2 separate regions of the Homo sapiens genome follow, and region 2 is linked to region 1. Evidence: chromatin contacts called from ENCODE Hi-C or POLR2A ChIA-PET data. All regions are on one chromosome and are shown on one strand. The core of a region is the stretch at or near the end of the contact, and the rest is flanking DNA. Distances in the headings are between cores, read along the strand shown.

Region 1 (2,924 bases), core at 286-2,785:
CCAGGTGTAGACAAAGTGAATTATTTTATTTTTTTCTTCCTCAGCCCAAGGCTTATTGATATTTGCGGAGTTGATTTCTGCGATTAAGAGGACGTTGGCTCGCCTTCTCGTGATCATTGTGAGCCTGGGCTATGGCATTGTGAAGTAAGTACTGGCGTGTGGGAAAAATGCTGGGTCCCAGCCCAGTGATTCAGTCCGTCTACATTATGACCTTTGTGAAAATGGAACTTCTAAGTATTGTAGTACAAATCCCTTTGGGAAAAATCTACAAGAACACATTTTTAAAAGATTTCCACATACTTGCTATTTTATGTTATCTTCCAATAAAGACCCTGAATTTTTATTTCAATAACTTTATATAGTTAGATGAATAAATAATCAACTTTAAGGATAATGGAAAATCTAAAATAATTCAAACCATTTTCAAACCCTTTTCTGTTATTTAGACAGTATCATTAAGCTTTTATGGTCCTATCTGAGTGTTGGAAGAGAGAGTGGATTAAACACCAAGTCAGCAAAACTTCTGACTGAAACCTGTCTGTCCCTCAAGGACTCTGCTTCTGGACCTTCTCCGGCGGGTCTTTTCCTCCTCTCACCTGTGAATCACTGGGCATAACTATGGGAGAACTTGATTTCTATCCTTGTTGTGTTTTTTCAGACCTTTCTTCCTGCTTCTTTCCTAAAACCCTGATTCCCAGAAGCTCACTCTTCAGGCTGGGTCACCTGCTGCATCTTGTTGTGGTCACTGTGAGCTTCCAGACCCTCCCTCATTCCTCAGCTCTGTGGGCACTGGCTTCACAGGTGTCGTCCTCAGCATTTCATCTGTCAGAAGGCCATGGGGTCTCAGGAGCCATGTGCATGACCCTTTAAGTAACCTGACCTCACCTCCCCACCTCTCCTGCTCTTGCCCATCACCATGTTTCAGCTACTGATTCCCAGTATCATTTTCTAGACTTTATTATATATATAACTGCACCCTCTTCAAAATCTCAATTTTAAGCAATCCACTTTTCAACTGTCAACCTCCTCTGTTTCCTGTTACTTTCTTTAACATGTCGGTGTCAGTCTTTTTCGACTATACTTTGGCCTCCAGCCTTTTGACCCTGGCACCTTCCGTTGTCCCTCCCCATCTTATATCCTTACCTTCTTCCTTTTGCTTGGATTCCCTGGTCCAGCAGGACATTGACACCCAAAGACCCCTGCCTTTCTCTTTGTCAACCTTCTTGACAAAACCCCAGCCTTGCTAAGTCCAGCTTTCCTTCTGCCTCAGGCTCCCACCCGAGCAGGGGAATTTGCCCAAAAAGAGCCCTGGACCACACTGAGGGGGCCTACTTGCCATTCATGACCCTAAACTTCACGTGCACCCTCAGTGCTGCTGGCAGTTGTACTCAATCCCCTTGCCACTATTTTCTCACTCTCCTGTCTGCAGAAGACCATTTTACCCCTTTCTCTCAGACTCTACCCTGACCTTCGGTTTTTTTTTCACTGAGGAAGTAGAAGCCATCAGAGGGGAATTCCACTGCATCTGTGCCCCCAGACCCTGTCATTTCCCCCACATCTGGACCGCATGAACCACTTTCCTCTTCTTGATAGTCACGGGCCACCCCTGCCTTTGTGCCCACTCAACTGTGAGGGAAACTGTCCTAGTGCTCGGTTTTGTTTTTTCTTGCATCGTCAGCTTTCCTCTCTGGTGGGTCACCCCCATCAGCATCTCGTTATTTCTACCATTTTTTAAAGTGAAGCCCTCCCTCCACCCCACATGGCCCTCTCCTCCACTTCTGCCTCATTCACCTTTCCCCTGTGCAGCATAACTTCTCACATGAGTAGTCTGTACCTCAGCCTCCCCAGTATTGCTCTATTGAGACTGCTCTTGTCAAGGCCACCATGACCTCACCTGCCATATCACATGGCCCTGCTCAGCCCTCGTCCAGTTGTCCCGTGAGCAGCTTTAAGGAGTGCCAGCTTTGCCTGGTTTCTGGGAGCTCGTCTTCCATCCTCTCACATCACTGGCTACTCCTCCCCAGCCTCCTCTGCTGCACCCTCCTGTGTTCCTGAGCTCCGGCCCCCGGGGGCCCAGGCTCAGGCCTCTGCTCTGTGACTCGCACCCCTAGGCTCTCCTCCTGTGTGCGTGCCCGTTTGCTTGTGAGCTGGGGATTGGGGAGTTAGCAGGATTTTATCCTGGAAGCCTTTATCCCCCTGGACTTTTATTGGAGATTCTTTCTCAAATGCCTTTTGTGTTCTTAGTACAGTGTAGGAAATGAAGGCCTCTTGTTGAGGAATCTTGCAGTACCTTTCACAGCTCTGGTTATGAACATCAGATACCAACAGGTGCAGTGTTGTTACTGTGAAAGGAATAGAAGATTAAATGAATGGGTACAGATACAAACCCTTTTTAAATGAATCCCTTCACTGTTAGCTTGCTCGGCTCAACTCATAAAGTGAGAGCAGTAACAGTTCTGGTTATTTGGAGGTTCTGGTTAGTTGATTATAATGAATCAGAATTTAGATTCCTTAGATTAGGTAAATAGTCTTAATTAAATATGAGCTATGACCACTAACTTAATTTTTTACTTATATTTTGTTTTGAATTGACTATCTTAAATATTTTTTTAAACCAGTTTTTTTCTTCTAATTACTCTGAGAGGAGGGTTTTTGAGCAGCCTTAAATGTATGTGCAATAAATTCTGATTTGCAAATATCATGAAATTATTCTATTTTAAATTATTAATTGCAAAAACCACCATCTTTGTATTTTCCCAACTCAATTATATTTTGAAAGAGCCAAAAAAAATTTTTTTTGTTGTTTTTGTTTTTTTGGAGACAAAAGTCTCACTCTCGCTCAGGCTAGAGTGCAGTGGTGCGATCTTGGCTCACTGCAACCTCTGCCTCCTAAGTTCAAGCGATTCTCGTGCCTCAACCTCCCA
Region 2 (2,757 bases), core at 155-2,654, 72 kb after region 1:
TGGAGTGCAGTGATGTGATTGCAGCTCACTGCAACCTCCCTCCCAGGCTCAGGCAATCATCCCACCTCAGCCTTCCAAGTAGCTGGCACTACAGGCATACATCACCGGGCTCGGCTAATTTTTTTGTTTTTAATTATTTTATTTTATTTTATTTATTATTTTGAGACAGAGTCTTGCTCTGTTGCCCAGCCTGGAGTGCAGTGGTGCAGTCTCGGCTCACTGCAACCTCTGCCTCCCAGGTTCAAGCGATTCTCCTGCCTCAGCCTCCCGAGTAGCTGGGATTACAGGCACCTGCCACCATGCCCGGCTAATTTTAAAAATATTTGTAGTTGAGACTGGGTTTCACCATGTTGGCCACGCTGGTTTCGAACTTCTGACCTCACATGATCCGCTCGGCTCAGCCTCCCAAAGTGCTAGGATTACAGGCATGAACCACCGAGCCTGGCTGAATTTTTAAATTTTTTGTAAAGATGAGGTCTCACTATATTGCACAGGCTGGTCTCGAACTTCTGGCCTCAAGCAATCCACCCACCTTGACCACCCAAAGTGCTGGGATTACAGGCATGAGCCACCGTACCCGGCCAGGAAACCTTGAGAATTTTAGCATTAAGTAGAATGCTGGCACCTCCGGGGAGTGGCCATCTGCCATCTAGAAGACATCACCAGAAACTAACACTGCCGATGCCTTGATCTTGGACTTCTAGCCCCGGAACTGTGAGGAAATAAGTTTCTGTTGTTTGAACAAGCAAACAAAAAGTATGATGCTTGATGCTGCTTTAAGTTAGGTAGCCTTTATCATGATAAGCATGATCCTCCATTTTCTGCCTTTCTATGGCTTAAAAAAAAAATCATCAGAACTGAACATTGACTTTTATTGAATGCCTCTTTAACTCTAGTGAGTTTTTTTTTTTCTTATTTCCCATGTTATATGTCTTTAAAGAATAGGAACCATTGGGCATTCCTGTTTTGCCTGTTTTACATGTATTATTGGCCCTTTGCTTTTAAAAATGTCTAAGAGTGACAGAAAGAAAATGTTTGCCAAGGCCCAGGGTTTTCAGAGCATTAACTTAGAGTGAAGAATTAGAGAGAATCTCTCAGAGTGGCAGCGTGGTGATTATAAGGCTCTTTGGGTTCAAATAACTGTTCATCCACCCGGTCATTTAGAGTCATCCGTCCTGCCTGCATTTTGTTTTTGTCAAGGGGTGAACTGGGGCTACCATGCATGTACTTGGGGCTGTCCAGCGGCAGGTCACTTTTACGTTGCGTTGAGTGAGCTTCAAACGCGGTTTGGACCCCGTGGCTTCGGCGATTTCGGAAGCTCAGACAAGCATGTGGGACTGAGTCAGTCTCAATGGGTGGTGGCGGCGATGTCTTCTCTCCGCAGAACTGTCTCAGCAAACAGCAGCTCCTCTCGGCCATCCGCCAGCTGCAGCAGCTGCTGAAGGGCCAGGAGACACGCTTCGCCGAGGGCATCCGCCACATGAAGAGCCGGCTGGCCGCGCTGCAGAACTCTGTGGGCAGGGTGGGCCCAGATGCCCTTCCAGGTGGGTCCCCACGTCGGCACCGCTGGGGCGGCAGCGCAGCACTCGAGCACTCTCCCCGAGACGCTCCCAGCTGGAGGCCCCTCGTCACCCCTCACCCTTCCCCCATCACCTTCCATCTTCCAACTGTGGCCCCCCCTTTTTTATTTATTATTTATTTATTTATTTATTTTTTTGAGACGGAGTCTCGCTCTGTCGCCCAGGCTGGAGTGCAGTGGCGCGATCTCGGCTCACTGCAAGCTCCGCCTCCCGGGTTCACGCCATTCTCCTGCCTCAGCCTCCCGCGTAGCTGGGACTACAGGCGCCCGCCACCACGCCCGGCTAATTTTTTGTATTTTTAGTAGAGACGGGGTTTCACCTTGTTAGCCAGGATGGTCTCGATCTCCTGACCTCGTGATCCGCCCGCCTCGGCCTCCCAAAGTGCTGGGATGACAGGCGTGGGCCACCGCGCCGGGCCAATCTGTGGCCCATTTGTAAGCCTGGTTGGTGGCAGTGGGGGTGGGGGGAGCACATTAGAAAGGCAGCTGCCCCCTTTCTTCTCCCTCAGCCTCAATGTCACCCCTTTTCTTCTTCAGCCTTTTCATTCTGGCCTTAACAACTATCACGTCTTCATACGGACCAAACTGTTGCAAGGCGCCACTTTTAGATCACGCACTGCTTTTCCCTTCCCCGTCCACAAGTTGGATCCAGTTTTGGTTTTGTTTTCATTTTTGATTTTACTTTAAGATAATTTTTTAGAGCAGTTTTAAGTTCATAGCAGAGTTGAGTGGAAAGCACTGCGTTCCTCCACACCCTCTGTGCGTGCACACACACGCGCACGCACACGCGCACGCACACGCACACGCAGACGCACGCACACGCACACACGCACGCACACACACAAGCACGCGCACACGCACGCACACGCACACACGCGCACGCACACACGCACGCACACGCAGACGCACACGCACGCACACGCACACACGCACGCACACACACGCACACACAAGCACGCATACACGCACGCACACGCGCACACACACACACACACACTCAGCCCGAGCCAGTGCAATACACTGGTTCCAGTCCATGACCAAGGTTGGCTCCAGTGCTTCAGGCGTGAAAGTGCACCCTCCAGGGAGTCCCCGTTAGTACCAGGACGGTTGGGAGGGAAGGGCTGCTGAGGACAAGTTCCACTTGTCTGATGAGGCTACAGCCGACACCCCAGACTCCC

The links. A loop is a pair of places that touch in the nucleus more often than their neighbours do. ChIA-PET counts read pairs that join two places held with the same protein, here RNA polymerase II (POLR2A). Pooled maps may share reads with other maps.
Region 2: a pooled map shows a loop between it and region 1 (2.4-fold over the local background). The contact joins two enhancer-like sites. A Hi-C loop is called at or near these places in 1 of 50 pooled maps. POLR2A ChIA-PET finds 5 or more read pairs at or near these places in 5 of 52 experiments (AG04450, CD8-positive, alpha-beta T cell, H1 and 2 more).

Annotation. Positions count from the first base shown.
Region 1 is chr2:112,085,961-112,088,884 of GRCh38, forward strand. TMEM87B (transmembrane protein 87B) reads left to right here. Exons shown (of 19, transcript NM_032824.3): 9 at 45-144. Among named protein-coding and RNA genes, the nearest start is that of TMEM87B, 32 kb to the left of the region's middle. RefSeq lists an enhancer at 1,411-1,500. Within about 2 kb of position 1,536, at least 3 of the 41 ENCODE cell types and tissues checked have a DNase peak (open chromatin) inside an H3K27ac peak, as active enhancers do.
Region 2 is chr2:112,158,292-112,161,048 of GRCh38, forward strand. It overlaps FBLN7 (fibulin 7), which reads left to right. Exons shown (of 8, transcript NM_153214.3): 2 at 1,385-1,544. Among named protein-coding and RNA genes, the nearest start is that of FBLN7, 21 kb to the left of the region's middle. Within about 2 kb of position 1,405, at least 3 of the 41 ENCODE cell types and tissues checked have a DNase peak (open chromatin) inside an H3K27ac peak, as active enhancers do.